Linked DNA regions of Mus musculus: regions 1, 3 and 4 are each linked to region 2. The links are chromatin loops, found by intact Hi-C in ENCODE. Cell type or tissue: left cerebral cortex. All regions are shown on one strand. Region 1 has its middle 55 kb from the start of Gm20149. Region 2 holds the start of Gm33619 (predicted gene, 33619). Region 3 overlaps Ahi1 (Abelson helper integration site 1). Region 4 overlaps Ahi1 (Abelson helper integration site 1).

Evidence for each region. Peaks named below come from ENCODE experiments on the same cell type or tissue, not always from the same donor. Only the 100,000 strongest peaks of a DNase experiment are listed, where the experiment ranks them.
Region 1: it touches region 2 in a loop (2.0-fold over the local background); 3 of 42 quality-filtered maps call a loop at or near these places.
Region 3: a loop joins it to region 2, with 2.3 times the contacts of the local background. A loop is called at or near these places in 3 of 42 quality-filtered maps.
Region 4: a loop joins it to region 2, with 8 times the contacts of the local background. A loop is called at or near these places in 28 of 42 quality-filtered maps.

What each region holds. Positions count from the first base shown.
Region 1 is chr10:21,095,524-21,103,523 of GRCm38, reverse strand. No RefSeq gene overlaps it. Among named protein-coding and RNA genes, the nearest start is that of Gm20149, 55 kb to the right of the region's middle. In left cerebral cortex, no CTCF peak of the experiment used is centred here; a DNase peak (open chromatin) is centred at 3,850.
Region 2 is chr10:21,186,035-21,194,034 of GRCm38, reverse strand. Gm33619 (predicted gene, 33619) reads right to left here and starts at 7,091. Exons shown (of 2, transcript NR_152786.1): 1 at 6,895-7,091; 2 at 5,417-5,817. In left cerebral cortex, a CTCF peak has its summit at 4,822 (motif pointing right); a DNase peak (open chromatin) is centred at 4,827; H3K4me3 peaks cover 729 bases.
Region 3 is chr10:21,079,686-21,087,685 of GRCm38, reverse strand. It overlaps Ahi1 (Abelson helper integration site 1), which reads right to left. Exons shown (of 24, transcript NM_026203.3): 24 at 7,257-8,000. Among named protein-coding and RNA genes, the nearest start is that of Gm20149, 40 kb to the right of the region's middle. In left cerebral cortex, no CTCF peak of the experiment used is centred here; DNase peaks (open chromatin) are centred at 4,289 and 4,951.
Region 4 is chr10:20,987,887-20,995,886 of GRCm38, reverse strand. It overlaps Ahi1 (Abelson helper integration site 1), which reads right to left. Exons shown (of 24, transcript NM_026203.3): 15 at 7,203-7,343. Among named protein-coding and RNA genes, the nearest start is that of Ahi1, 39 kb to the right of the region's middle. In left cerebral cortex, a CTCF peak has its summit at 3,049 (motif pointing left); a DNase peak (open chromatin) is centred at 3,032.

The DNA.
Region 1 (8,000 bases), 91 kb after region 2:
AAGTTTACAAAAGAGATAACAATAAGCTTTAAGGTGAGCTTTTAGTGGGTCAGAAGGAACAAGAATTTGTGATTAAAACGTTGGACCTTCTAGTGGAATGTTTTATTAGAATTAGGCAAATTTATAAGAACTCGAATAATGTTAGGACAGTAGCATAGCAAGAAGAGGAAATATGAAGCATTTAATCAATGGAACCTGAGTTTAGGTAAGGAAGTAACATTACATCTGTGAGAGCTTTTTTCTAGCTGTCAAGCTACAGTTACCTTAGCTGTCAATGTAGTCAGAAATCTGGGGAAGAATAAACAATAAACAGTCATATATTATTTAACGTATTCATGATTTGCAGTTTTGTGTTTTTTAAGCTTTATGGGTATTTTATTTTCATCAGAAAAGTGATATTTGGTTTACTACCATTGTAGTATACCTCCTAGCAACCCTCTCTGGCCATTTACTGGTGTCGGGTAAAGAACACAGGTTACTGATTGCTGAGAGATGAATGGTATATGCAAGCACTGTTTCATCCACATGGGTAGCTCCATGTAGTGACTACAGATTGGGTAGCGGCGACCATGCAGTTATGTATTTATTAAGCATTGAGGCAGAGTTCTATTTCAGTGACTGTGGGAAATAACCAAAAACATGGAAAAAATGACCCCTAGCGCTCAGTGACTCATTTAAATTAAGGGGGTGGGGACTTTCAAGAGATTTTTTTACCCCAGGTTCCTTATTTCTAAGAATGTCTATAGTTGTCGATAAATAAGCATTGTAGCTCAGTGTTCTCGTGCCAGTGGATGGAGGTCACAGTAGAGTCAAGTGGTATAACCACGTAGGGTTGTAGTCCTCTCTCTCTCTCCCTCTGAGTGGGGTGTGTGTGTGTGTGTGTGTGTGTGTGTTTGTGTGAGTGAGAGAGAGAGAGAGAGAGAGAGAGAGAGAGAGAGAGAGAGGTGATCATGAATCTACACCAGTTCCATGGCCTTTAATAAACACACCTCGTCCATCTCTCTTTGTAGCATCTGACCTTTGAGGTAACCTGTGTACAGGCCTGCCTTCAGTCAAGGGCAGACAGAACTCACTGGAGAGCTCTGGCCTCAGAGGCATCCAGTAGCCCTAGCAGGCCGTCCAGGGGCAGAGTCAGCGGCAGGTTGGGGGGATCGGGAGCAAGAAAGAAGGGAGGACACTCCCAGAAAGACAAGTGAGACTTTGGTAATTGGAAGTGACAGTGTGCCCAGGGCAGGGCAGCCTGGGGAAGGGCCAGGAAAGGCTAGTAGTTAGGGAAGGATTTGCATAATTACATTCACCTGAGAGACTCCATTTACTCAACAATGAAGCTCATTGTGCAAAAGCCAGCAGCTGGCCCTTCGGTTGGAACAATGTGAGTCTTTGGCCTTATTCTTCCAAACCAAATGCTTGGACTCTGGAAAAAGGAAGACAATTAGCATGTCAAATAGAATAGAGTTAGGGATGGAACAAATGTTACCTCGAGGTGTAGCGCTCCATTGTGAGCAGAGCATTTACTCGCTGTACTTCTAAGCATGCCAGCAGGTTATAAGCTATTCATCTTGCTGTGGTGGTGTGTGCAGCATGAACACTGTCTACTTCACATTACACATGTGCACTTGAGATGTACACCGCAAATAACCCGAGAGCAAAGTAGATGACTCCCTAGCACAAGCTGCCCCTTGATGCTCTGTAGCCCCTCACCCGTTAAAAGCTTTTCTCTGGATGCGCATCTTGCTGTTTGAATGTGGAGTGTGTTCTTTTGTTTTCTGTCTGTTGAAGATGATGAAGGGCTTGGGATGTAGAGATGAGGTGTTTTGTGGAAGAGGCCTAGTGTGCTCTGTGTCCTGTTTACCCAAGACTCTGGATAGATATGGGGGAGATAGGAAGATCTATTGCAAACATTGTGTGGGGCTCATTTCCTGGTATCACCCACACTTAAGAAAGGTGGGTACAGGGAGCGGAGGCTGGCAGCTTCTGAGGTGACTCCTTTTACCTGCTCAGAAATTGTTACAGCTTGCTTCTCAAGATCAGAACATGGGATGCATTTCCAAGGGAGAAAACCCCTTAGAGTGTTTGCCTATTTGCAACTTTAATTAATTTCATTTTCTAATTGGCCTGCTAGGATCAGTAAGCACCCAGTAAGCCTACTTGCTTCCCCTCCCTTCCTCTCTCCCTCCCTTCCCCCCTTCCACTGTCCCTTCTTCCCCTCCCCTTCCTTCCTTCCTTCCTTCCTTCCTTCCTTCCTTCCTTCCTTCCTTCCTTCCTTTGTTGAGAAGTCAGAGAGCACCTGAGCATTTTGACTGGGGAAGAAGACTTGGCAGGTCCTTTCTTTGAGGCTTATGTGGTCTTTTAGTTAATGGAAAGCGGGAGGCAGGCTGCTCTCACTGTTTCCTAGCAGGATGAGAAGCTAGAAGCAAGCAGGATTCCCAAGCTGGGAGCTGGCTGTCAAGACGAGGTCTGTAGGTCCTTGACACTCCCCTGTCCTCCAGAGAGGGCACGCTGATCAAAACCAACCCCAGCTGGTTTCTATTTTCCTCTCAGAATGGGTAATCCAAATGACTAGTAAGGCACCTTGCTGCTGAGGCGAGAACAGGGAGAGAGAGGTGGTCGCCCACCAGCCCCTCCCAGCAGGCATGGCAGAGGCTGCCACACCTGGCACACACAGGAAGCCTCGGCAGCCCCATATCTCAGGCTCCATCAGTTCTCATGACTCAGCCTTCCACTCCAATCTCTGCCCCATCAACCCACCATCCCCTGCCCCTGAGAAGAGCTTTCTCAAACAAAAGAAGCCTTTCCTAGAACTCCTCCCGCTCCCTCCCGGAGGTTCATGGCAGCGGTCCCTAAGCCTGTTGCACACAGGAACTGGCTGCACAAAACCCCATCCTAAACCTCAGAAACAGAACTCTTAGGAACAGACAGGGCACAAGCCTGAGAGCTGTAGTCACAGAGCATTCCTCGTTCTCTGTCCCCAGGGCATCTGTGAAGCACAATAGTGTCAAATTCTTTATAGATTACCTTTTGTCCTGTGCACACACACCTGTGATAATATTCAATTTATAATTTAATTGTAAATTGCACAGTAAGGGATTAGCAACTATCGATAAAATAGAGCAACTATAGCGATGGGATGAAGGTTACGTGAATGCCGCCCCTCTCTGATCCTGCACTATAGTTCTCAGCAGTCTTGGTTGACAGACTTTGTTTCTCTCTTTATTAAATTGAGAACTTTTACTTTTTCATTTAAAAGAAGTACTTTAAATCACAAGTGATTATTTCTTGCACCTTGGGCTATTAACATGTAAGAAGGGGGTTACCTGGCCACAAACATGATGATACCCCCAATCTGATAATTGAGATGGTTTCTAATTGATGAATGGGCGTGTAGGATATAAAGCACGGATACCCCGGACACTGTCACTCTGAGGCTTCTGGTCTAAGAGCACACTGAAGGCGGATCTTGCACCAGCAACCCAGAAGTGTGTGTCCTTGCCACAGAGTGGAACCAGTGACTGCAGATGTTTACTGGATGCAAGACATCGTGGGAAGATAAACACTGGAACCAGGGTCCACAGGTCGTGGTAGTGGTGACTCCAGCAGGAGTGTTCACTGACAACAGGCTCAGCGCTGCTTTCTATGATGAACAGGTTAGGTGTGCACAGCGATTCCCTGAGGAGGGGCAGCATAGAATCCTACTCCCAACCACCCCTTCCTAGCTGCCAACGCTGAGGGAGGTTTTACAGCTGGTGGACTGAAGGAGGCCAGTTAGGCACACAGTCTGCAGCAGAGCCCTTGAGATGAGAGTCCCTTCCTGGCTGGGCCCCCGAATGAGTCATTTCACTCCTTTTTCTCTGTCAATGGAGAAAACCTCTCGCTCAGTTAAATGGTACTTGAGGCAGGCCGTCATCACCCTGAGCTCAGAAAATGTTCAGAAAGTCCAAACTTTCTATGACATTTTTATCATGTGCAAAGAGCTTTCTGCTTCTCCTGCCTCTCCTCCTACAGTCCCGGCTGTCCAGGCTAGAAAGCTGTGGGCGCCATGCCCTATAACCTGCTACAGGCTCAGTCACCTCAGAAGGGTTAATTCAGACCTGCTTCCCTCCAGTGTCTACCACAGCTCATCTCCTTTCTAGACTAGACTATAGACCATTCATCTACCCTTCAGATGGACTCTAGATATCTCTCTAGAAACAGAGTCTCATTCCCTGGCTTACCTACCTACCTGTTCCTGATTTAGTCTTACCCCCACGCCCTATTGGATGAATCCACCCTCCACAGCTTGGTGTACAAATCGGTGCTGTTCTGTGGCCACCAGCCATTTGACTGCACAGTCATGGCGTGTTAGCCAGGAGATGCCAGGCTCCTTCAAGCATCCTGACTCGGCACCCCCTAGCCTTTCCCACACTCCTTAGTCTTCTCTGTCTGTCCTTTCTCCACAAGCACTGAAGTTTTTATACACGGAAGTTCTTTTCTAAATTGAATATTGTCTCAGCAGGGACAGCGGCAGCTGGCTCTGGCATGATGTTCAATTACAGAGAAGACTGAATTAGATTCATACGTATCCACTACAGTTACTGAGTGATGGATATGCTGTAGTTCCATGAAAGGTAGACACACAACTGCTTGTGTCTCAGCCACTCTGAATCCAGAGAGACGTGAATGAAGCCCTCCTGTCACCTCTGACAAGGCCACAGTGAGCCAGGGGAAGGAGGATAAGGGTGACTTTCTCTACCGTCTGACCTGGCACAAGGAGCTCATATTGCTTTTGCAAAATCAATTAAGGAAAACAAATGATTGCTCAATGAGTAAGCAGCACCCACGAAAGACACTTTCAGACAGGGAAGAGAATTGCTACTTCCGGCAGAGCTGGGACAGCCAGAGGACAACATTCCAAGTCCCCAGACACTGTAGCCAGGATGCCACCACTGACTTTGCAAAGGATTTCCATCTCCTCTAGAGGAGTCATCACAGTTTTTAAAAAGTCAGTTCCAGATGGACACAGCGGTGCACACCTTTAGTCCCAGCACTCAGGAGACAGAGGCAGGCAGATCTGAGTTCAAGGCCAGCCTGGTCTACAAAGTGAGTCCCTGGCCAACCAGGGCTACACAAAGAAACACCGTCTCAATCAAAACAAAACAAATACAAACAAACAGACAAACAAAAAGGTAAATAAAACAAAACAAAGCCAAAAACCAAAAGGCAGCTCCAGCATTAGAACTAGTATGTACCAGTCAATAGGTCATTAAGCCAAGTTCTTAACACAGAGTTAGGGCTGAAAGTTGGGAAAGCAGGGGACAGTTGAAGGTGATTCAGAAATGAATATAAGTTCGATTGATATAATACCATAACGATAGGAGAATTTATGCCATTGAACAGATTCCACGCTCACCTCGGCTTTTCTGGAGAAAAGAAAAAGGAAAAGGTGGCACAGACCCTGGGCAATGCCTAGACAGTTGCCATGGCTACAGCCTGCATCTTACTGAGGAAGAGCATCTTCCTCGTGTGCCTTCTGTTTATCAGAGAAGAATGGCAAGAAGTGGTGGCAAAGGAAGGGAAGTTACCGTTTGATGTAAGGCTTCATGTAGCCCAGGCTGGCTGTAGACTTGCTATAGAGCTGAGGACATCTTTGAACTCTCTGCCCTCCTGCTTTGACATCATATGTGCTAGGACTACAGGCTCATACCGCCACACCCAGACCCGAAGAAACTTTTTTTAAGTGAAAGAATAGGACCAGCAAGATGGCTCAGTGGGTACAGGTGCTTTCACAGGCCTGGTGGCCTGAGTTTGAGTCCTGGATCCTACAAGGTAGAAGAAAACTGACTTCTGAGAGTGGTCCTCTGACCTCCACACATGTACTATTTGGCATGTATGTGCCTGCACATACACACACACACATACACACCATACCCCACACTAAAAAAAGATCTAAAATTACAAGAGAAACAGAGAACTTTATCAACAGAATGGGTAAGACCTAATTTGAACACTTAGTAATAAAAGCAGGAGACAGGGCTACTGTACAGTTTTAGTACGCCATGGAAGAAAAAAAAAAAACAACAACAAAGCAAAACAAAACCAACTAGGCTTGCCTTACTGACTTGGCAATGTTCAGCCATTGAAGAATTTTTTTTGTTTTTTGGTTTTTTTTTTTTTTTTTTGGTTTTTCGAGACAGGGTTTCTCTGTATAGCCCTGGATGTCCTGGAACTCACTCTGTAGACCAGGCTGGCCTCGAACTCAGAGATCCACCTGCCTCTGCCTCCTGAGTGCTGGGATTAAAGGCGTGCGCCACCATGCCCGGCTTGAAGAATTATTTTAAAAGCTCTCTGTCAAAAGAAGAAAACCAATCCATAGTCCTTTGGGATCCCACCTACAATTTTTATATGAGAAAATTAAGTTTAAAAAAGTGTGGGTCTGAGGAGGAAAGAAAGAAGGAATGGCACGGCTCGACCTGGGGCCTCGGACAGCACAGCACTGGGTTGCTTCAGGTTGTGGGTAAAATGGCTAAGTAGTAAATAGTCCCGATTTTGGGGAGTAAAAGTGCCAGGCAGATATTCACATAATGAGGCTAAGCATTGGTCCCCTCACAACTTCCTAACAAATTCTTAACACTTTATGGCAATATCAATCAACTTTATAATATTTTCATAAGTCACAAAATACTGTTTTTTTTTTATTTTCATCAATCATTTAGATTTCTTCAATCAAGTGTCACACAGAAAACCAGGTCATATCCTGAATCAAGCCTGTGTGACATAGGTTGGTGACCTCTGCCGCAGAATGTTTCTGGATTATCTTAGGGTTCTTCAGTCCTGAATGGTCCAAGTCCAGTTGATCTGCCTTGTTGGCACCTGCTAAGATGTGGTCCCTGTCATTGTAGTGTTGAGGACTGGTCTGAGGTTGGCAAGTGATTAGGTCTTGAGGTACCACTGTCAGAAACTGATCAATGCTTTCCTCAAGAGACAAGTCCCTACTCTCAGGACGCCTGGCTAGTTACTGTGGGAGCAGGAGATAAACAGGGTCACCTGTGACATTTTCTGTCTCTCACGTGTATCCGGTGACCTCCTGTGTTCCTGCCATGCTATGATGTAGCTGGGGCTACTCACCAGAAATTGGAACCATAAATCCAAATTAACTTCTTTCCTTTATAAGGTACTAATTCTCAGGCCTTGTGTTACAGTTAGAGAAAACAGACTAAAGCATTCTCCAAGCAGGTTATAATTATACTGGGAGAACCATAGAGCAAGAGGACATGATAGACTCAGGGCTGTTCTACAGAATACATCTGGATCCCGTTGCAGTGGACAGACAGATGCCTTAGTTCAAGGGGATATTGAGTTTCAGGGGCGGTGACCACAAAATACTGTGAACCGAGTGGTTTACAAATATTAAAAATTTTATTGCTAATTATTCTAAGGGCTGAGAAGTGGGAAATCAAGGATCCTGTCCATATGCCAGTCGTTGAGAGCATCGAGTGCACAGAGGTGCCTTTGCTGAGATGTACCTGTTGTGGTCTAACCTGGAGCTTTGAGTTGGTGGTAGTTTGGGAACCTGGGAAGGCATCTGCTCTCCACAAAAGCTGTTCGGGGAGCTCCCCCCCCCATTGTTTTCTCCTTGCTCTTCCAGACTCTAATTCCTCTCAGCGTTTCCACTTGTCTATAGTTTGTTAGCTTGACCCAGAACACACAGCCTGGGAACTAGAGAGGTCACCAGCGGCTAAGGCGGGAGGAAAGCCTAACGAGCCGAGAGCATGCCAGGTTTGTACCGTATGATTATCCGGTCTTGCTGTAACCTGCTGGCTTTGAAACCACACACCGCACAGAAGGATCGCTCGCTCGGTTCCAACCCCAAAAGATGGGGACAGTTTCCCAGAAAACATGACTCAGTTCTCGGCCCATCTCCACCAACACGGAGCCGATTCCATTTCCCTTCCCACTAAAACTGCTGTTTGCCCTGCTGATGGTAATTGCCAGGCTTGGCAAATAGAAGTTCAGGGCAGCCAGAC
Region 2 (8,000 bases):
AAAAGAGGAGGAAAAAAGAGGAAGAGAGGGGGAAGACAGGGGAAGAGGAAAGAGGAAGACAGAGGGGAGGGATAGAACAGGAGAGGGAGATAGGAGACAAGGCTCAGTCTACTCTGTGCCCAGGAGGGCGGGCTGTGCCCAGCAGGCTGTAACCTGGATGAGCAGGAAGCCTGCAGCAACATGCCTGTGTCCAGGGTTCCAGACCTGGGCAGGGTAGGGATAAGAGTCTCATTTTAATTATGCCAAGGAGTCTGCCCTGGAAGAATGGAATCTCAGCAACAGAAGATTGTAAATGGAACTGGGCTTAGTCCTGGCAGCAAGAGAGCTGCTGTCTTTCCTTCTCAAGGCAGCAACAAACCCGCCATTGCTTAGGGGAAACGTGGAGTCTCTGTAAAATGACACAGAATAAAAAACCAAGATGTAAAGGCTGCTTCAGCATATGGCCTACACTGAAGCCGAATTATCATTTCAAAGATCTTGAATCCTCCTGTTGCTGAGGCCCAGGCCCCTTGGCTTTCTTCCGTTTCCATTATCTTTCTCTTTTCATAAACAAAACCATTCGAACACCAACACCAAATAGAAAAACCCCTCCCCCTCTCCCTCCCCCTCCCGTCTCCCCACTGGGACCCCACCTCTGTCTTCCCAACGCTCTGGCAAGCTTTCAGTTTGAACTCTTGTGCTGCCTCTGTTCTCACTGGAAGCTGGCTGCTGAGTATGGACTCTGCACCCTGTATCCCACAGCCTTGCTCTCTACCCTCTACCCACTCTGCCTCACCTTCATCGGGTCAGGAGCCAGAACCAGGACATCATTTATCACCTTCTCAACAGCATCAGCACCAAGCACTCATACCCACCTTGAACTCCTGATTGCCCTCACTGATGGTCTCTCCTGGTAGGGCTCTCGAAGCTCTGATTGATATCTACCCATTTCCACCCCAGCTTCTATAATAATATCAGGGAGGAAGAGAAGAGAGTAAAGGAGAGGACGGGATGCTAAAGCCAGAATACCAGGTGGCATCTTTCAAACCTGATTAGTTGTCTGATAGTTGCCAGGAGTCAGGATTGTTTCCTCCCAATGTTGCAAATCTCAGGTCTAGACCATGTCATAGTCTGGTTCTAGAAACGTCTCCACGTTTTTTAATACAGAATAACTAACCCAGAAAAGAGGGGCCGGCCAATTCTTATGATGTAAATAGACCCACCTTATCCAGCTTTGAGCTACAAACTAAATGTCGCTAAATGTGCAGTTGGGAAGGCATGTATGTAGACTGGCTTTCAGATATAAACATGATATAAATACGAGCTGGCTCCAGTGCCCCAGTGGCTTCACACACTGTCCCACTCTGTGACAGGCCGGGCCACCTGGGTCTCTTTCAATTCCCTTTACTGGCACTGCTTCCTCATGCACCAGGCTGCCTCGCTTTCTGTTCCTTCTGCTCATTCCTTCCTTTTCATCTAGTCCGTGACTGCTCCTCCCTCCGTTCTCAGCACAACCATGACTTTTACAGGCAAGCTTTTTCTGACCTCGCCACCAGTCCGGTCAAGTGCCTAATCCTAGACTCTCATTGTGCCGTGCCCCGTTCCTTTGTAGAATATGTCACAGGTATAATTTGACACTTGTTCAATTGATCATCTGATTACTGTCTGTCTCCCTTCCTGGAGGGCAAGCCCCGGCTGGTCAGGCTGGGTCTGCTGTTGTTTATGCTGTGTTCCCAGCTCTTGCCCTCCAAAGAACTTCTACGTGGTGACAACTAACTGACTGTCTGAGCATCATACCTCTTTCTCCAAGCCTGATTCGTCATGAGCTAGAAGGTGAAAGTCACTTCTCTTCTCCAACACTACCATACCCAGGAGTGTTTTGTTCTCTCTGAGAGCCTCTACCAGCAGCTGACTGAGACAGAAGCAGATACTTACAGCCAACCAACTCTGAGGAAGAGTTGGGGGAAGGACTGAAGGAGCTGAAGGGGGTGGCAACCCCATAGGAAGAACAACAGTGTCAACTAACCTGGATCCCTAAGAGCTCCCAGAGTCTAAGCCACCAAATCAAAGAGTATACAAGGGCTGGTCCATGGCCCCTGCTGGTACATACTCAGCATAGGGCTCCCTGGTCTGGCTGCAGTGGGAGAGGATGTTTCTAGTCCTGTAGAGACATGATGCCCCAGGGAAAGGGGATGCTGGGAGGAGGGGCACCTTCTCAGAGGTCAAGGGGAAGGAAGATGGGGGAAGAAACTCTACAAAAGGGGACTAGGATGGGAGACAACATCTGGGATGTAAAAAAATAAAATTAATTAATTAATTAAAAGAAGCATTCTCTTCTCTGTTTTCCTATTGCTGAAACCCAAGGCCCTGCTTGCTATGCAGGCATTCTGCCACTAAGCCTGGTCCTCAGCCTTTAAGGAGCATTCTCTAGATCAGACTGCTCCAAATGTGACTCTGCAGCAAACGCTTCATATCTAAAGAACCGCACACACAACACGCCTGAAGAGGAGGTTCTAGAAATCTTAAGATGTGTAGCAATGCCTCGTGTGGTCATGGGCAGCTTCTTCGATGTATTGCCATGTTTTTTGTTTGTTTGTTTGTTTGTTTGGTTGGTTGGTTGGTTGGTTTTTCGAAACAGGGTTTCTCTGTGCAGTCCTGGCTGTCCTGGAACTCACTTTGTAGACCAGGCTGGCCTCGAACTCAGAAATCTGCCTGTCTCTGCCTCCCCAGTGCTGGGATTAAAGGTGTGCGCCACCATGCCTAGTACATTACCATGTTTTTAAAAATAAGTTTTAATTTTGTAATTTGTGCGTGGCATGTGTACGTGGGGGAGGGGTTACATGCACACAGGCATGCCGCCACTGTACACATGTGAAGATCAGAGAACACCTTTTGGAAGCTAGTTCCATCCTCCTTCTTTGTTTTTGAGGCAGGGTCTCCTTGCCATTGCAAAGCAAGGTCCCAGCAGATCCTTCTGCCTCTGTCATTCCCTTTAAAATGGGACTGTGCTTATGGCTTCCTCCATGTGCTCCAGGGACCAAGGTCAGACTATCAGGGGTTGCTGGAAGTGCTTTTATCCACCGAGTCATCTCCCTAACTCCAGTTTTTTCTATCTAACTGCACCTGTGTGGTCTAATTGGATATATCCCATTAAACTCGATTTAATCTAGAACAGAAGAAACTGGGTAAGGGGTGTGATCAAGATGTAAGATGACTAAATAAATAAATTTAAGGGGGAAAATGGAACTTTTAATACTACTACACGTGCAATTCACAGTCCATGAATACCAGCTCATCACCAGTGGAAAAGTGGATCAGCCTTTAAGTAATGCTCATGATGGTTAGCAAACTGAAAGGGCTTACAAAAACCAAACAAGAAAACCTGATAATAATGGCTTTTGTAGAATACCTATATACTACGCCCTCAGGCCTCTGTGAAGTTCAAGGCTCAACCAACCAGAGTTAGCAGAGATTTGGAAGGCCTGGTCTTGGACGGTGGTGCCCATGCCTGTAATTAGTAAACCCCAGGGCATAAGGGAAAGTATCAAATGTAAAATTTGCCCCTCTGGTCTGAGAAAACGGAGGTGAATACAACCATGAAAAGAGGCTTGGAAGATGGCGAAAGGAAACTAAAGGAGTTTCTTTAAAGGTTTGCTCTTAGCACTTCAAAATTGTCTTTAAAGATTGTTAGAGAGTGATTTCTTTTTTAAAGAAAAAATACAGCACTATGCATCTCTTGATCAGCATACTGGCCCACTGTCATTAGCATACAGCTCAGGCATCTAAGAGGAGAGAGAGACTTTAGTTTAGTCTTCTCTGGTCATGTGAGTTGTGCTCTGGCCTAGTCATAGTTGTAGAAGCATAGTTTGGCAGTAAAATTGAAGCTAAATTTGGTTAAACTGCTTAGCTATGCATCACAAGTCAAGTAAAGTTTAATATAAATTTATGAACGAATGTATTACTAAGTTAAAGCCAGACTTGAATGAACTTTAAAAGACACCTTTGGAGACTGATTTCACACTGTTCACTGTAGTTGAGACTTCGTGCAGTTCCCTGCCTCCGTGATAGCTCAGTCCTCTCTGAGACTATCTTGGCTGTCACTGGCGCCAGGCTTGGGGCTAAGTGCTCGGACCAGGCACTTGATGCTTGCCAGCTCCTGGGAGGTACCTGCCGTTACTGACATCGTGTCACACAGTAGCGGAAGCTGTCAGAGTCAAGAAAGAGAAAGCAGACCTCTGAATGAAGTTAGGTCTCTCTGGCTCATCCTACAAATTTATTGACGAATTCACAAAGTCAAGGAGGAATTTTTTAGTTCTGAGTGGCTGATGATGGGATTTGATCATATTCCACGAGCATTTTCTTTGTAAGAAACCCAAAGGTGCCATCTCTTCGCTAAGTAAGTGGGAAAAGAGACGATACAAGAACCAAGACGCCTCAGCAAGCTTGCCATTTTCAACTCTAATATATTTGAATCGCCTGGGGAATTTTGAAAAGAGAAATAATACTTAGGCTTCATTTAATTGGAATTTCTTAGGGGCAGGGGCAGCACTTTCATGTTTCTTAAGAGCTCCCTTGATCTAGTGTGTCCGAGAGCTTGGATCCTGTTGCTTGTCTCTGCTCAGAGCTCTGAGCACCACATCAGGGTCCCTTTCTGCCTCCTGCCCACTGAGCATGCGTGGTAAACACGGCGTTGCTTGTACAACGAAAACAATGGAAAACCCCAGCGTTCAAAAATCATTTTTCCTTAATTTGTAAATGCGTATAACAGCATTTCAGGATCATTTTTGTGAACTTGGTTTTACTCTGACACTAGAATTTTCCAGGTTCAAATGTCATACCAAAAGGTGGCAGTAGATGGCTCACCTCTCTCAGCAAGAAAGGGAAAGCCGGTCCTGGTGCTGGAAATGGAAGAAGCCCAGCTTCCCTGTAAGTATGGAGCGAGCTCAAGGGGAGGCAGGCAGAACGAGCTGATAAAAATAGCAAAAATTCCGAGTATCAGAGAATAACTGAAGAGATGGAGAAACAAGCAGTTTAAAACCACGCCAGGAGGAATGGAATCTGTGACCGGGATGTCAGGACAGAGCCTTTGATAGAAATAATGAAAGTAGTGAAAGTTAAAACCAGGAACTTGGCAAACCAAAAAAGCTGAGTGGCAAAGTCCCCCTAATTGTGGATCTTTCCCGCACCCCAGTTTTCGGGTGAAAGTGGAAATGGAAGATCTGGGTTCATGTGGACATCTGGGTGGCGGCATGGGCATGCCTTTCTCTGGCCACCGGTGTGCATCACACAGAAGTCCCAAGAAGCCAGGGAGTTCCCGTTTCATCATGTGTGCTTAAGGCAGCTAGCATCTCCATCACCTGTGTTTTAGAGCTATCAAGTGAGTATCCCCCCACCTGGGAACTAATGAAAGTAAAGTCTAAATAAAGACTACCTGATATAGAGTCAGTCTTTTAATATGAGGAATTTGTTATCATTGAAAGAGTATAGAGAAGTTGTGTAATTATTTTGTATTTTTTTAACCAAAAAAAGTAAGTTAGCAATAGTTTCTCATGAAGATCTTAGCACACACCGACAAGATCCAACTCCTCTTCACAAAGAGACTATGTGCAGGATGGAGAAGAAGATGTATCCAAGCATATCCTGTGAAATTTATGTCAATGCTGTGAAATTTGTCTCAGCACTCACAATCCAGATTTCTGCTTTTTAGGTGGCTTTTTCTATTTCATTTCTTCTGGCTTCATAGAAGTTTGAGGTGACATTTTTAAGACCTGTGCCACTAAAATTTCAGACCCTATTTGATTCATCATCAGGAAAATGTAGGTTCCTCCATGCACAGGGCTGTAAATCAGGAAAAATCAAGTTTAGGATTAATATCCTAAAAACATGCTGAGTTTGCCCTTAGGCTCAGAATTGCTATGTGCAGCTATGACAGTGCCTAGCACCTGCCCAGAGGCTGTGGTGGAAAGTAATGATGGTTTTCCTTTCCACCCCCTCATTACCAGACCTCATTGAGTAGAGGGAAGGGAGTGGTAGGGGTGACCTAAGGTAGACAGCCATGGCCCAAGTAGTATCAGTAGTCATGATCATGGGTAGGCACTGGGCTACAGCTTAACCACACTCCCCTGACATGGAGTCACCCCAACTCTGACTCTGTTTACATACTAAAGGTAAAGCTGTTTTCTAATGCATTGATTTTACCTGTGAGGGTCAAATTCTGTTCTGAGTTGGGTATACAGAGCTGGGACAGTATCCAGGGCTTTGTGCACAACAGCAGGTATGAGCTGCATCACTAAATGTGTGGTAGCTCCTCTAGTGCACCCCCCCCCTCTCTCTCTCTCTCTCTCTCTGTGTGTGTGTGTGTGTGTGTGTGTGTGTGTGTGTGTGTGTCTCCCTTCTGTTTTGCCAAGGCCAACCTTTATTTTGTGCTCAGAACAGGACACATTTAGAGACCTTCTATTAGTGGGAAGTTCTGGCTGCTGGCTGATTAACCCCATTTAGACAACAATATGTGGATTCCCGTGTGATGCTGACTAAGAAAGTCATCCTATGGCTCAATACATTCTTGAACACTTCATACACACTGTAGCTACACACACACACACACACACACACACACACACACACCAGAGATACTCCTGTGCCCACTGCCTCTGTGAATAGAAATGTATATTTAAATTTTTTAAATAAAAATGTAATTACTATCCATGTTTTTTAGAAGTTAAGATAAATCCCATTACCATGATTAGGTTATTTTAAATAACACTTTTAATTACTTCTAGATTGAAATGTAAACTGTCAACATAGAGATAGTATGGCTGTCATAAAGCACCTCTGGGGTCACCTCCCCAACTCTGTCCTCTACGATTTCCTGCCAATTCTCCTCAGAGCATGCTTATCTGAAAACTCAGAACTAACCTCTGAGGCTGAGACTGACCACGAAGGCCGGAGCTCAGTAGGTCCAGCCAGCCTGTAGGCGCTTTATTTGGATCCTTGAGTGCCTGAAGATTTTAAGGCATTTTACAGGATTTTTATACTCTTGCTGAAAATGGAAGATTTGCCAACATCAGCCAGCCTATGTGCACGACACCTTCCAGTGGCAGATAAGCAATGGTGTCTGCTTTACAGAAGGCTTGGGTTCTTTGTTCTCCAAAGTACCCACCCCTTTTGTTTGTGTCACTTCCTGCCTGGTCATGCCTGTTCTGTGTATGACTTGTCCCGCAGGGACACTTGCACACCATACTGTTCCCTCAGGCTAGCTCCTCACTGGCAAAGGGTCTTCTGAGTTTCTTTGAGATAGTAGCTCCAACTCCTTCTCTAAGGCAAGACCCTTCTTTTGTTCTCGTTATTGTTATTCTCTCATACACATCACTATGGATGACGCTCATCACACATATTTTAATACAGTCTTCAGCCCCCTCAGTCCTGGCTCCTGACTCCTTGAACTTAAGACCCATACACTTACCTTGATCCCACCATTATTTAGTACATGCTGAAGAATGAATAAATATTCAAGAGAATCATAATATAAGATAGAGAAAATGGACTGATTCCCATAACACGGAGGGAGAGTGATGTTTCTTCGGAGTTCGGCATCAGTTGTATTAAGTGGATGGACGTAGGGCAGGGAAAAATGGGGTAGGCATAAAAGGACACATAGAATCCTTCCTTAACAACAAATGTAGAAATCCGGACATAAATTATATATGCCATCGAATGCAGATGTATGGAGGAGGGAAAGAAGGAGGACGAGGAGGAAGAGGAGGAAAGAAAAAGATTACAATGAATTGGGGGAAACTGTGAAGGAAACATAGAAGAGTATTGTGTTTATATTCTCTAACTGGAAACATATCCATATGCAGTCACGTTGCTCTTACAATTAAAGAAAGACAGTTTCAGGAAGTATGTGTAAACTTACTCATCTGTATCTTAAGGGTTTCAAACAAGCAGATGTGGGTCATGCAGAAAGCAACTCTCTCTTTTTAAAGCCTTTACCAAAGAATAGATGAGGGAAAAAATATTGA
Region 3 (8,000 bases), 110 kb after region 2:
CAAAGAGAAGAAGCTGTAACCACAGGCAGGTGATGGTAAGACTGAGGCTCTTCTTCTCAGAGCCTGTGAGCTGAGTATGGTGGCTCATGACTTCAGCCCCAGCACTCAACGGCTCTCTGTGAGTTCAAGGCCAGCCTGGTCTACACAGTGAGAAACTGACTAGAAGAAAGAAAGAAAAGAAAAACATAAAATAATATCCTGAGATAGTGGATACATAGTTAGAAATCTAAGGACCATACCAGGTACCTAAGAAATGGGTGCTGATATAGTTATATTATTGGTGTGGTATTATTACATTTCACTTGATTGAGTGATTGCTTGCTGGCTTTGGACCTAGCCCCACACACATGCCAGGAAAGGGTTATTCCACTGCTTAGTCCCTGTACTTCAGCCTCTTTATTGGGGTCTGTATCCAGATTAGTTGGCATTTGTGTCTACGTCCTACTATGTGCAATTGGTGGTAAGTTCTGGGCACACAATGAAGTTATGATATCATTCCTTTCTTTAAGACCATTTGTTACTTTCAGTATCGTGAGTAAAAGAATGAGGGAGGAAGTCACTCTCACATGTCCTAATTAGGAATCTTAGTGACACTCAAGATGAAACTGGAATGCCCTGTCCCCATAGAGGTTTTGGTAAAAAGCACTTCTCTAGGACGAGAACAACTCAAGGCCTTGAAAAACCAGCCTCTTTGGAGGCCTCCTTAAAGCACGAACAGTGGGTTTCTACAGGAAACCCTTGACTGGGGATTCCTTGGGGCTGAACACCAAGGCCTGTGTTTGCCATGCGAGTTGGCTCCAGGTCGCCGCCTCACCTTCAGATACTGACCAATTCTCCTTTCCTGCTATCACCTCCAGGTGACTGTGTTTTATTTTCATGTCCTGTGATACAAGAGAATACTGAGGAGCAGAGCTCCAGGGCTCTCCAAGCCAGCAGGAGGAGTCTGATGCTCTAAGGCTAGCGCTATCAAGGAGGGAGCGTCTGCGAAGAGTTTCAAGACAGCATTTCATCTTATGGATTTGCCATAGTCCTTCCAAGTTGGTGAGTTGATCTAATGATGCCTTAGGTCAAATAAGAATTTGTTGTCCATTAACAGAATAATTAACTGAAAGTATAATTCATTTGCATTTAGACCCCATCCCTTAAATATAAAATGCATGAAAGCAATTTAATTTTTTTCAAAAATATTTTTGTTTATTTTTGAGACTGGAATTTAATTAGTTTCTTCCTTCCTTCTCCTCCCTGTGAACTCTCCTATGCACCCCTCTCTCCTCTCCTTCAAATTCATGGCCTCTTTATTGTCAGGGTTATTGCATGAAAATTAAGGTTTTTAGAAAAAGGGACTCTTGAGTTTTCTGTGTATCTCTTTCCTCCTCTGTCTAGAAAACTTAACTTAAAAATTTAGAAATGCTCTTACTTGAATTCTTTTACAGGTTCACATTTCGAGTTTAAGACTTTAACAAGAAACACAAACACCTTTCATAACTGACACCTGAACTGAAGACAAATGGAATCTAAAAGTTTTGCTGCCCTGTAGAGATGGGGGCATTGATTGGCTCTTCTAATAATTTATTTCCAGATCTTCCCCATATCAATAAGGAATTTTCCTGTTTGGAAAGAGTGGAGAGTGACGGGGAGGATCTTGTTCTGTTAGTAGTTGTTGAGGAAGTCACAAAATATTTTGACTAGTTTGCAAACATGGGTGGCAGGGGTTGGGGTGGGAAGGGCAGGCAATGCCTTCCTGATGCAGACTGTTAAGGGGCTTAAGTTTGGTAATGCATAGGAAAGTTCTCTAAAAAAACCACTCTGTGGTGGCAATGGCAGTAATCAGGAGGGTGAATCAAGGTGACTCTCCTGGCTCAACTGTATCTAGCTCCTCTTGCCTGTTAGGACAGACAGGCATCCAGGAACCAGATGTTGGATAAGTAAATGCAGATGCACACGCACACATATATGCACACCTAAAAGCAAATAGATGTGCAAAAGTCTTCAAGGGTCCTACATTTATTCTCTTTTACTTATGTTTCCAGCCCTGGGGACTGAACCCTAGGCTTTGTGTATTCCAAGTAAGTGCTCTACCAGTGAGCTACACCCCCAGGCAGAGTGTCCAAAATTATCAATGTGTTTAGCAACATAGTTGATTTCAGCTCTTGATATGCAATAGAATTAACCATCCTCTGTATCCAGTTGTTAAAACTATCCTACACGTGCACAGAAATGGCAGCTCCTGTGGCTGTTGTGTTATTTACGTCTCCCCTTGTGAGTCCTGGCTCACTTAGACTAGTCATCATACATACACACATGCATACATACATACATACATATTCAGGTCACGTTATGGATATTTGCTTTTGACTGTGAACAAGGTTGAGAAGATGCAGATTCCTCAGGGTGTTACCTAGGAAACACCTGGAGTTGCAGGGTGTTACCTAGGAAACACCTGGAGTTGCAGGGTTACCTAGGAAACACCTGGAGTTGCAGTTGTGAGTGGCCCTGCCACGGAGCTGTGGGCAAGGGGCTTAGTTGCAGTGTTTTAAAGCACAGTGGCCCAGGCCTGTAATCCTATAATTTGGGAGGCCGAGGCAGGAGGATTTCAAATGTGACGTCTGCCTGGACTGCATAGTGAGACCTTTCCTGAACAAAACCCAACCAACCAACCAGATCTTCATGCTTGCTTTTGAACAACCCTCGATTTTCACTCCATTACATTTCCAAGGTTTTTTTAGATGCGCTCTGGAGGGAGACCTTCATGTGAGAAGGAACTGAAACAAAAGCTTTCCCTCTACTTACTGTGACTTTGTCTTTCCTGGGCTCTGGGAAGGTCTGGTTCTCCTGTCTATGGAATGAAGAACTCTGAATTCTCCCAGGAAATGAATAGGTCTCTGTACATTTGTACAGCGTAGTTCCCACTTTTCAGAAGTGGTAGTTCCATTTTCCCAGCACAGAGCCTCTTTGACTGTGGATTGTGTGCTCGAGGGCGTGTGTGCCTGCCCTGTGGGTGTTTGCGTGTGTGTGTGTGTGTGTGTGTGTACTCAGCCATGTGTGCACTTGTGCAGGCTTGAGGTTGCCATCTTCATCAATTATTTATCTCCCTTATATTTTGAGACATGCTACCTCACTGAATCTGGAGCTAAGCATTTCAGTTCCATTGGCCAGCCAGCAAGTCTGTGGGATCCACCTGGCATGGCTTTTATGTGAGTGCTGGGGTATTGGGGGTGTGTGTGTCTACATTCAGGCTTTTGAAGCAAGCACTTTACCTACTGAGCCATCTCTACCTTCGGACTCATTCCTAACATCCATCATGATACCAGTAGCATCAAATCAGGCAGAGATCATTCTATAGTTGTTAGGCAATGGAAAGGGTCTCATTGTTAGGATCCATTGTAACACACACACACACATAAATAAATAAAAAAATCACACTTGTGTGTAGCTTCACATTTCAGAAGGGAGTGTTATACAAATAGAGGTGGTTATGTGAACCTTATTTATATGAAAAGGAGCTTTCTAAGAGGCTTCCAAAATGGATTTGAGTCTCCCATAAGATAGTCCCAGTCTGCAGCACATTTGTGGGCGGGTTGGGCAAATAATATCCAAACACTAGGGAGCTGTCCCTATCAGGAAGACAGACACACACAGCAGAAGGCAAAGCAGGTTCATTTCTTGAGTCCAGAGCATTTCTAAATTCCTGGTATTTTTGAGAATGAAAGGGGGGCAAAATGATCCCAGATACAGGGCACACTGAAGTCATATTTGGGAAGAAAAACTACCTTCCCTTGGCATGCTTGTGGGGCCAGCGACCACTGTACTGTTTTAACAGTCTGTTGCAAGCACAGTGAATGTTTCAGTTTGCCAGACCTGTCATGATAAATTAATTACAGGATGTTGCAGAAATGGCCAGGCTCCAGCAGCATCTTGCATGGTTTAATATAGACCCATTTCCCCATTTCAATGTATTTGTGGTTAGATAAATCCTCAGAAATTTACAGCTGCTATAGACTAGTTTATTATGTAGTCTGCCTGCACACAGGAGAAGTATAATAAGAATTTGATGTTCTTAAAGTACGTAAATTTGACTGACATTCCTTTACCACATGAGATACTTCACTGCATCAACACAGAGCTCTCAGCACCGTCTTGTGTGTAGCAGTCAGGGCTGGGTGGCTGCGCCACTGCCTAGCTGCCCTTCACGTACCTCACAGTAATAGTTCAGAAAAATTATTCGAGGCATTTATATTTGTCCACATCCCTGTGAACAAATTTAGCGCCCACAAAAAAGCCAACGGATTCTCTGCTAAAAACACCAAAAACTGAACTGAATCTGCCAAGCTTTTCTCCAGGGAGCCGGCTGCCTTCAGTCTTCTGCCTGGGTTTGTTTTGAAGATTCAGTTGCCTTCTCTACTCTTTCACCAAGTTCCCTTCCTTGATGTCTTACTGTTTGTCCCCTTGCCACTCTTACTTTTCAGCAATCCGTCTCCATCCCAAGATCGTCTGAGAAATTGTCCCTTGATCGGCAGTTGTGAGTTTATGCCTGTAAGAATGTGTCACTCTTACGCTTTCATGTAATGACAAGCCCTCTCTATCCTGGAGAAGAACCAAAGGATGAACTAAGAAATGACTTAGACTACACCAGCACCGCTGATCATTACGCATGACTTTTACACTGAAGTAGGCTAGGAGTTAAGCCATTTTGACCTAAGCAATGAGAGTTGGACAGGGAATTACAAATCATGACACACACGTTTCCTTTAGATTGGAGAAATAAAGCTGGAGGTTCTTGTTAGTAAACACCTCTTCAACTTTCTGAAGCAAAATTAGAAGAGGGAGGTGCTCCCAGCCTGCCCTTAGACGTGAAGGGGATCTAAAGCCGCATTCTATGCGTTTACAAAACAAGTGTTTTTTATGTTCTCCAGTTCCCGCCTTAGCGTAAAGATCTCCCTATTCAGTTTAATAACTAGAGCGGAAGGCTAGATGAATGAGGCACCTCATTACTGCCTTTACTTCCTGGGTCTCCACAGAGAGGAGCTGTCTGCTTTTGCCTAGTTAGCCCATTGTTAATCCTAAGCGATGCTGACATTCCATTCTCCCTCAGATAATTGGGTCCATCCATAGATTGAGTTCTTCAGTCAACACAGCCTTGTGATTGACACTCTGCCTGATGTTTTTATTATCTTGTACATGACTGGAATGGCGGCTTTTCTGTTTCATGAATACAATGTTACTGTACATGTAATTAGTTTGATTCTACAGAACCTGTTTCTTCAGGAGACGTAAGAACTGTGGAATGGAGTGAGGTGCTCCTAAGAATCATTATAGGACATACAAATGACCAGCTTTAGAAATAGTTTTCACTTTGATATATACACATTTCTAGACCTGGGTGGAGCGTGGTTTTAGTCACTCTTCCATATGCAGGGAGTACATGTTAAACTCTGACTGTTTTGTTCTCTGCAGCATGTGAGGATTTGCGATGACTCCACTTCTTCACTTTATAGCCAGTATGGGCATTTACAGGCTGTGTGCACGTGGACAAGCAACTTCACGTTCAGAGCCTTGTAATACTTACTTGTAGAGCAGGGAAGTTTTGTGTAGCTCAAAGATCTGATGCAAAAATAAATGGAGATTGTGTAAAAAAAAATGAAGATCTGGGAAATATTTTCTGTAATCAAGTTCAGTTGGGTAAAAACTGTTAATGTCGATGTAAAAATATTTGTACAAGGCCAGGCAGTGGTGGTGCACACCTTTAGTCCCAGCACTTGGGAGGCAGAGGCAGGTGGAGTTCTGAGTTTGAGGCCAGCCTAGTATACAGAGTGAGTTCCAGGACAGCCAGAGCTACACAGAGAAACCCTGTCTCAAAAAAAGAAAAACATACAAACAAATTGTACTATTTCATTAACACATAGGGACTTCAGCTGGAAATCAATTAAAAATATATTAAAAAATTATTAATTTTTATACTGTCCTTACCTTCTTAATAATACTTAACATATGACAGAAGTAACATATTTACCTTTAACATGGTGACTTCTGGGTACAGTTGTATTGAAATTCTTGAAGAGATGTCACAAATAAAATTTTACAATAATGTATAAAGTCAAGAACATGTTTTTATGTAGCAGAAACTATGCACAAAATTTTGTATGTTTCAGGTGTTAGCCCTTTAAAATATCAATTTCAGTTAAAAATGTATATTTTATATCAAAAATTTGCATTTGTAAGATTCCATGATTGAAATGGGGTGGCTGGGTGTTTCAGCTGTACACAGGCACATCCACACACATGAAAGCCTGACTACACACATGCTTACCACACAGCCATGGGAAAAGTATCTTGGGTTTTTATTATTAAAGTTTTGCAACTATTATTCACAGTATAGTTTTGATACTATAGACATCGTGATACAGAGATAGTGTCAAACTGTTCCTCTGAATAGTGTGATAGCATTCCATAATTTCATAATAATGATAAAGAACAAATAGTTACTAAAAGACATGAGCCAAGTGGATATGGCGTCTTAGGTCCTGCAGGAGTGTAGTCAGGGCCTATTTCTCGAGCATATGCTAAAGACACCTCTCAGGGTTTTCATGAATGGAGCCCTAGACTCACACTGGCCAGCCTGAGGAGAGCCTACTTTTCCTGGTACAAAGACACATCTGTGACTCTTTTTTCTTTCTTTCTTTTTTTTTTTTTTTGGTGTTTTGAGACAGGGCTTCTCTGGCTTCTCTGGCTTCTCTGTGTAGCCCTGGCTGTCCTAGAACTCACTTTGTAGACCAGGCTGGCCTCGAACTCAGAAATCCGCCTGCCTGTGCCTCCGGAGTGCTGGGATTAGAGGCCTGCGCCACCATGCCCAGCACAACTGTTACTCTTGTCTTCAGTAGGTTCAATATAAAAACAGACTTTCAACATTTCATGTGAACATGAAGATTTAAGCAAATGCTCAGCTCTAATGTTTCTTTCCATTAGTTTCGATTTTAATTTTGATTTGTTGAAATTCTTTGTGACGAATCCCATGTGAATGTGGGGGGGGGGTGTCAAAGGCTCAGAAGGCAGAGATGGGGGACCCTTGTTGGTAAGTGAGCTCTGGGTAAGCCAAGAGACCCAGCCTCGAATGAAATGGAAGAATGACTGAGGAAGATGGCTGACATCAGCACAGGGCCCACACTCAGGCATGTGAATGCACACCACGCAAACGCTCGTGCATGCACACACACACAACACACATGTGCACACACACAGAAAAGAAAGAAACCAGGAGCTGAAGGGGTAGGAACACAGCTTTATTTTTCATTGTCTCAAGCAGCACACTCACAAGACAGAAGAGAAGCAAGTTCAGAGTGACTGAGCTGCCTGCCCAAGTGTGCCAGGGACGCAGACACACAACCACAGCAAGGCCGCTGGTACTGGCCGCTGAGCCTTCGGGGCTGAGGGCTGTGGGCTTCAGCAGTTTTCAGTGCCACCCTGTATGCGCTGGAAATCTCCTTTAGTACTAACAACAATTCTACCAAGGTTCTCCACAGCAGGGTCATGTTCCCATTTTAAGCTTCTACAACATGTGCAAACAGATGCGTACTCGAAGCTACTCACGCTGTGCATCTGGGCACGTTTACACCTCAGTGCTCAACAGAGCGGTTCTCACTTCTTATTTCAATGAGATCAATTGTGTACTTCGGTAAATATGTTTTTCTAACTTTACCATAGTCTGACCTTGTTGGGGTTAAATGCTTTACTGACAGACTTATCATGCAGCTGAAGAAATGGATGAGTGAAGAGAAAACCAAGATGGAGGAGTCTCAGCTATATCCAACTGCAACATACAAACATATGGTAATGGCACTGTTATTCTGAAACTAAAGACATAAATAATGCTGTGTAATAATTTAAAAACAAATATTCAGACTAAACTATAACCACTACAGAGTTTACATCCATAAATTACTTATGCTGTTAAATATAAACTCTGTCTAAAAAATAAAAATAAATTTGGTGTACTGTTGTCAGTC
Region 4 (8,000 bases), 200 kb after region 2:
CATGCTGTAATTAGACAGCCCTATTTCTGCATTGTATCATTTTTCTTCTTTATACCAATGTACTTTGTATGTTTAAAACTTAGGTCTGATCTAACCTGCTATGTTAAAGCTCACAATTTTAATATTCTTATCCATACCCTTTCATCTCTTTCTGAGACATCCTTACATGCATGCATTATAGCAGGCTTGGAAAATACAGAGACTCCTTTTTGGGGTTCCGACTTCTTGGAGCTGAGCCAGTTACTGCAGGGAGCTAAGCTGCATGGCAGAGGAATGCACAGGGGTCACGAACCTGCAGGTGGCAACTGTATTTGTTTGATTGTTTTGAAGCCTATCCTTACAAGCTGTCTGCAAATCCCCTGCAGGAGGTACTATTCCCTTCCTGCTGTCTTCCTAGCCACATGGCACTCTTCAGCTGACAGTGTGTGGCATGCATTGCTACAGGAAAACCACTAGAACTCCCTGCTACAGCCTGGCTCATGGACTCTATTCATATCTAGCCCTCACATCTTGCTTTATGGTTTCAGTTATCATTACATAAAATATGGAGGTATAATAAATAAAGCATGTATAATTTTTATTTCACAGCTTAAAAAGCAGACGCATATAAAATTGGAAACTATGTGTTGAGGGTTGGGCAGATTGACAGTGTTTGTCAAGAGGCTCAGTCCCTCTGCAGATGCTCCTGCCATGCTGTTGTCTGCTTTGGGCTGTATCATTCCTTTAGAAGGCACACCTGTAAGCATACAAAGGCCCTGCTGTTTACACTCAAGGCCATCATGTACATGAAAATTTTCATATTTCCTTAGTCACTTAATGGTCTGGGCTTTGAAAGTCAAGAATCCATTATGTGAGAAACAGTAAATATTTCAGAATACAGGAAAGCAGTTTTGTCAGGCCTTCATCATCATGGTAGCTTTAATTTATAATTTCTTATAATAGGGTAAAAATCAATATTTAAAACTCCATCCTACAATCAGTACTACCTGTTATGGTGTGTTGGACTGTGAAAGGCAGTCTGTGTTCTGGTTGAGCGAAGCTTACTCCGGAGACCCAGTAGTAATTCTACAAGGGACGGAATAGTGAGCCACATTCCCAGACACAGGCACCTGACAACATGAGTCCTCAACTCCATAATCCTGTGACTATTGTCACACAGGCAATGTCCCAAGCTCCAGGTATTCTGGCTACAGTCAGGTAAGCTCCTCCCCCAGTTACCTAGCCACAGCAAGGTAGTACAGCACACTATAAAGGGGGCTGCTTGGCCCTTCCTCTCTCTTGCTTCTCTTGCTTTCTCTCTAGCCCTCTTGTTCCTTCTCTCCCCCTCCCTTCTCCCCTCTCTCCACGTGGCCATGGCCTGCCTCTACTTCTCTACCTGAAGCCATAGACTGCCTCCTTTCATCTAGACTCGCAGTGCTGGAGCGATGGAATAAGGCCTTCCCCTAAGAGCCTCCTCTAATCTCCCTCAAGAAGGCCTTTTAGCGTTTCCAGCTGCCAGGCTGGACCAAAGACCGTCACATGCGTGGGAACTACCCAGTGCCTTCTACCCCTGCCCCTTCTCCCTTTGGCCTCAGGGCAGAATGAGCTGCCCGCAGTGCCCCCACCCATTCTCAGCTCTTCTGTAGTATCCAGCGATGTCCTGCGATGCCCCGGAGCTAGAACCTGTCGACCCTGGCTTCCTTGAGGCCCAGGGACCCCGGACTGCTCCCTCTCCATCCCCGCAGACTGGGGTTCCGTGGCTTCCCACAGCCAAACGCCCACCCGGGCAGCATGGAGAGTGCACGGCAGTTCCCCCGGTTCCCCGCATCTGTCCGCCTAGAGCCCCGGAGCTCTGGTGGGACGTGGGTCATTTCTCCCATCCCCTTTATTTCCCCACGACTGGCGCCCGACAATGGTGTAATTTTCTGAAAGGATGAAAATTATAATATCTGAATTGGACTTTTAATCACATATGGAAGACATTAAATGATACATACGCTGTGGGTATTAAATTTATATCACCTAGGTATTATCCTGTGAAGACATTAGTCAGGCAGCCTGAAGTCAAATGGTAGTTTTACCCACAACTCTGTGACCTTAGGAGAGTTACTTCATTCTGTGGTGCCTTGGTTTCATCATCCATTAATAGTGACAATAATGAGATTTTTTCTCAAGTATTTGGGAAGTATTCTATAAGAAAGTACTTGATCTTAGCTATGACTGCCACTGTTCTCAATAATCCCAAATTCACTAGTGGTGCCATCTTATATTTTCATAAAATTCAAGAAATAACTCTTGGGCTGGTGAGATGACTCAGCAGGTAAGAGTACTGACTGCTCTTCTGAAGGGCCTGAGTTCAAATTCGAGCAACCACATGGTGGCTCACAACCACTTGTAATGAGATCTAACGCCCTCTTCTGGGGTGTCTGAAGACAGCTATAGTGTACTTATGGATAATAATAAATCTTTTAAAAAAGAAAAAAGAAATAACTCTATTCTGTAAGAAGTTTAATTCTTAATGCAAACACACACTGCCAAAGTCTATGCTAAACACAGTGCCTTATAAACACTATAGGCAATTAGCAACTTGAGAGATGGGGTCTCTAGCCTTGGAAGCTCTGTGTACCCAAGGATGACCTAGAAGTCATGACCCTCCTGTCTCTACCTTCCAAATACTGGGATTCCATGCATGTGCCTCCATGCTTGCCTGTAACAGAATTTTATGAACTTAAATGTGTCTATGTCCCTGAACTATGGGAGAGCATGCCACACTGTGAAAAATAAAGCTACCAGCATGACAAAGCAGATCACCGGTCTATTTCTGACTAGATCGTTTCCAGATCACTGAATTCCAGTTCTAAAGTCCTTGTAGAAGTCATTGTAGAAATGGCTTTTAGTTTGACTAAAGGTTGTCGGGTGTGTAATCACCTCTGTAAACAGGAGAAAGGACCAGCAATGAGCAGGTAAACTGAGTCCAACCCTTGGGTTTACAGCTCAAGTGAGCCTGGTGCATAACAGGTGCTGGGAAAGGTCTGCACTGCCACAGAAAGGGACACTGCCACCTAGTGAGAACTCAGGCTCATTACCTGGGGTTAGCAATTTTAAGAGGTTGCCAAACAGACTTGACTCTACTTAACATACACAGTCATGTATGTCAGCATTCAGGCTAGGTGCTGATAATAAACAAATAAACAAGCCTACATCTTTGCTTCCTACAAGGTATAAAAATTCCACAAAAATTACATATTCCAGAGAAACTGATACTATAGAGAAAAGTTTTACCATTTGAAACCTAATATAGCAGGTCGTTTGCTAATAAATTTAGAAGGCAAATAAGAGTATAAATTTTGGCTGAGCGATAGTGGTGTATGCCTTTGATCTTAGACAGAGGCAGGTGGATCTTTGAGTTCCAGGGTAGACTGACCTATGGAGTGAGTTCCAAGATAGCCAGGGCTACAAAGAGAAGCCCTGCCTCAAATAAACAAAACAAAACAAAACACAAACAAACAAAACATAAACCAGTTCTCAGTGATTCAACTCCTAGATCCTGTAAAACTGTAAAAACACTTATGTCATAAAACCATAGTGAAAAATTTTAAACAGATATATTCATAGTGTTAATACATAGTGCTGTTAGGTACTAATAATTCTTAAATGTGCAAAAACATCCTAGAGACATAAGTAGACAAACACTGTTTAATAACAGAATATTTATTGCTAACGCCTGGCTTCATGGAGTTAATTCAGCAGAAACCGTTTCTCTGAGATGTACTTTGTTGTGGGAACCCTCGATGCACATTATTTGTGGTACGCGGTGACTAAACTTTGTATTACTAGATGATTAACCCTTTCAAAATCAGACAAATAAAACTGCCTTCTGAAAGTAAAAATTACACTTCTTACAAAAAAAAAGCAAAACTTCAGTAGAACGAGGGACTCAAAGACCACAAGCTGAACATGCGCTCAGCAGGAGAGACCCTTGCTGACTCTCACAGATTCTGCTGGGACGGAAAGACGGCTGATACATTTAGCTACCACTGTGGTCTCGCTTGGAGCTGATTTAACTTACAAAAAAAAAAAAAAAAAGAACTTGCTTCTTTTTCCTTGAATATTTCAGAAGCTATTTTAAAAGTAACTTAGCTGTTCTGTTTCTTTTGAACTTTTTATCATTAAAACTCAGTAAAACCACATGTGAACTTCATTCTGAGAAAACACAGTTTGAGCAAAATATCCATGTGTTAAAAAAATATAGGGCAAAACTGTAATAGGTTAATTAAACATTAAAAATTTTAGTAAAAAACTAATGATTATTTGAACTACTGATTGTAGCCTATATTCAATGAGTAAAACACTCAGAGACTAAAATAACTCTCATTTGTTTTGTACCTATACCACTAAAAAGAGTTGTGCCAGATTTTAGATGTCTTGAAGTTATCTTACTTCTTCCTAAGCTTCCCCTTTTTAAAAATAGGCGACAAAGAGCCTGGGAAATATGGTGAAACATTTTGAGCTTTAAACATTTTTTTTTGGCAAGGTATATGCATTTATCAAAAATTGTTTTAAATGTGTTACATAAAATAAGTAATTCCATATTCTGTTATTCTCATATCATCATTTCTGAGATGCTCACCCAAATCCATGCTCCTGCATCTAAGACAATGTGGCTCTAACGTGCGTTAGCTGTGTGTATTAAATGCAATACAGTTGGCCAGGTATGGCATCCGGGTTAGTGGATAAATGGAAAAGGCTGAGTAACGGTGTAAAGGGAGAAACATCATCTTCTCAACTCCACAGACAAGTGCTTGTGAGCACGGTAAAGTGTGGATTCCTGTACCCTGACTGGCTACTGGTAGATGAGCTTTATAAACACAAGTGTTAATTCTGGGTCTTCTAGTAGAGCGCCTTTCACTTCACAAGGCTCCCTCACAGCCACCGGCTCATTCCTTGGAGCTCTTGATGAAAGGATGGAGGGTCAGAAGGGCAGGGGGCATTAGCCAAGGTCCCTAAAGTGACCACAACAGGAACCTGAGCTCCATGCCACTGTCCAGCTAAAGCCACTTGCTCTTCTGAGTCAGAAAGCCCTTCTAGCAACAGGAAGCTACTGAAGGACAAGACAGAGCGGAACTTAGCTAATCTTTGCAGTGAAAATTTCAAAAGTCTAAAAGAAAGCAAATTATAAACTGAATGAAGATGGTTGTGAAATCTCCTAAGAGTCTGAGGCAATAACTGTGCTTTCTTTTCCTGGAGAATAGTTCCAATTGTACAGTAATGGCCATGATTCTCCTTGTCTATGGGAAAAGTAGGATGGGGCAAACAGTTGTTTCAGGGTACTCATTACAATGAGACAAGACTGGGCGCTGACTGAAGAACTCAGTAACAGATGCAGTAGCAGCCCTGCCAACAGCTGCTAATGAATGGAAATGGCAGGCATTGCCTGGAAACTCTATCACTAGCAACAGCATCTTATAAACTTGGGTATAAGTTGCAGAAACCATTTCTTCTCTATAAGGATCAGTAAGATAAACCTTCTTTTTCTGCATTCTTTAAGACAATTCACTGGAAAAATGCATAATGCACTCTGTACCATGAACAAAACCTTCAGGTTTATGATAGCTCAATTGTCTAATCACATCTATCAGAGCATTAGATAAGCCAACATGTAGTGATTTAATAAATTTAGCTTTGTTATTCCATTGAAGCATTTGTTCATAGCTATATTACTATAACATATACAAATGTATGCCGACATGTGTATAAATAGCATGCATGTATGCTATGCTAGCTTACAAAAATACTGAATCATGTTATGTCATAATCAACTAAAGCAAAGAAACTAATAAAGATCTTATATTTTTATACAACTATATATGAAGGTTATAAAATATTGATTTTTGAGAAAGATTAACAACTAGAAAAGAAAAATACTAATTTCAGAATAGAAAATAAGTATTTAAGAAACAAGATAAACCCCAATTATTCTCAGAATGCATCTTAATTCCTAAAAAAGTAGATCCAAAGTTTTATCATCCTTACGGTAGGCATACGGAATCTTTACAGTTGAGAACATCAGACTCCATTTTCATCACAGTTAAAAATCTATCTATCTCTTATATTAAATTTTCCTAACTAAAATTTACCAAAGCTATTTGCTTAAAAAAAATAAAATCACAGAATATGAAATTAGGTTAAACCAGCTTGCTGTCTTGTAATCCTAAAACTCAGGAGCCAGAAACAAGAGGGCTGCCTTAAGTTCAAGGCTCCCTAAACTTACAAAATACATTCAAAGCTAGCCTGAGCTACAGAGATCCTGTCTCAAAACAAAACAAAAAAGTCAAAACACATAAATAAAAACCTCCAAACCAAACAAATCTCCTAACATACAAATAAGACCCAAATAACAAAACAACTCACTATGCAACTAAAACATTTTTAAAGTTCATATTTTGTGAACCACTTAAATTAAGTTGATACAGTCCTAATTCTATATGGATTTCATTTATTTATTTTGATTCCAACACAGTACAGTCATGTGTTTTCTTTTTCTTTTTTTTTTTTTAAGATTTATTTATTTATTATATGTAAGTACACTGTAGCTGTCCTCAGACACTCCAGAAGAGGGAGTCAGATCTTGTTACAGATGGTTGTGAGCCACCATGTGGTTGCTGGGATTTGAACTCCTGACCTTCGGAAGAGCAGTCAGGTGCTCTTACCCACTGAGCCATCTCACCAGCCCCACATGTTTTCTTTTTAAGACAGGTTTTTATATAGCCTAAGGTAGGTTTCAAACCAACACACAACAGAGGATAATCTAAACTTCTGACACTCCTGTTTCCACTGTGAGCCTAGGTAGTAGGCGTTTACACTAGGTTTACACTAGGCCCACCCTAGCTATGCACCATCATATCCAATTCCTGTGGCGTTGGTAGTCAAAGGCAAGGCTCCACACATGCTAGCTAGGTCAGTACTTTATCAAGTGATCTCTAAGGCAGCCTCGTTATATGCACTTTTGCTAACATCTAAATTCCATGCTCATAATGCATAGAAAATAATGAAATGTTCAAACATCCTAGAAACAACCTATGCCATCTTGTGGCTCTTTCATATAATATATTCAAAAAGGCTATGTTACTTGAAATAATTATTAATAGATTTTATAGTGCTCCTGATTCCTGGCCCATTATAAATGTAAACATTACTTCATTTACATCAAGTAGTGGACTTACCCTGGAAATCATAAATATAAAGAAGAATCGGCTCGCTCTGTCCAAAGGCACAGAAGGCAACCATATTCTCCAGGGGGTGGTAAGAGATGTCTCGGATTGTGGACTTGAATGGCAGGTCAGAGTACATTGCCACTTGTTCTCCTGAGGAAAAGAAAGGCAGCAACTGTACGACAGCACACGCTTCTCATCCAAGGGTATTCTGTATCCTCGTGAAGATATTTGGAGTAATGATGAGGCTTCCATTATTTACATGAAACAAATACTTCTAGGTATTTGAGTGCCACTGTGGTGGATACTTATCTGCACTCTGTATTCTGCTGGCTTCTTTGTAGGTTTAGCTCACTCTCTTCAATGTTTTGTGGAACAAAGTACATAGGAAGTGTTCTGATGGAAACGGAGAGGTGTGTGTGACTGAGAAAAGTGTGCAAATTGTAGCTAACAAAGAATTTGGCAAAAGTGGGGAGGGATTATAAAACTCGTAATTGAGGAAACTCAGGTGAGTTTCTATTTTATTTTTTTCTCCTGGAGGCTGAGGTGCTAACTGCTTGAAAAGCTGCTAGAAGATGCCACCAGTGGATGTCATCAGAAGTCGTCTAAGGCATCAGGGATTTTCACAGGAACATTTCATTACCAATCAAACCATATCTCTCATGTTGACCATGTATCTACATAGCTACAGCTCAGTTTATAATTTTCTATATCTTGTGTTACAGTATTCATAAGGTACTTTTCAAGCATCTCAGTACCTCATAGGCTTTGAGAAAATAAATCTTGATATATAATGTGAAACTCTAAATT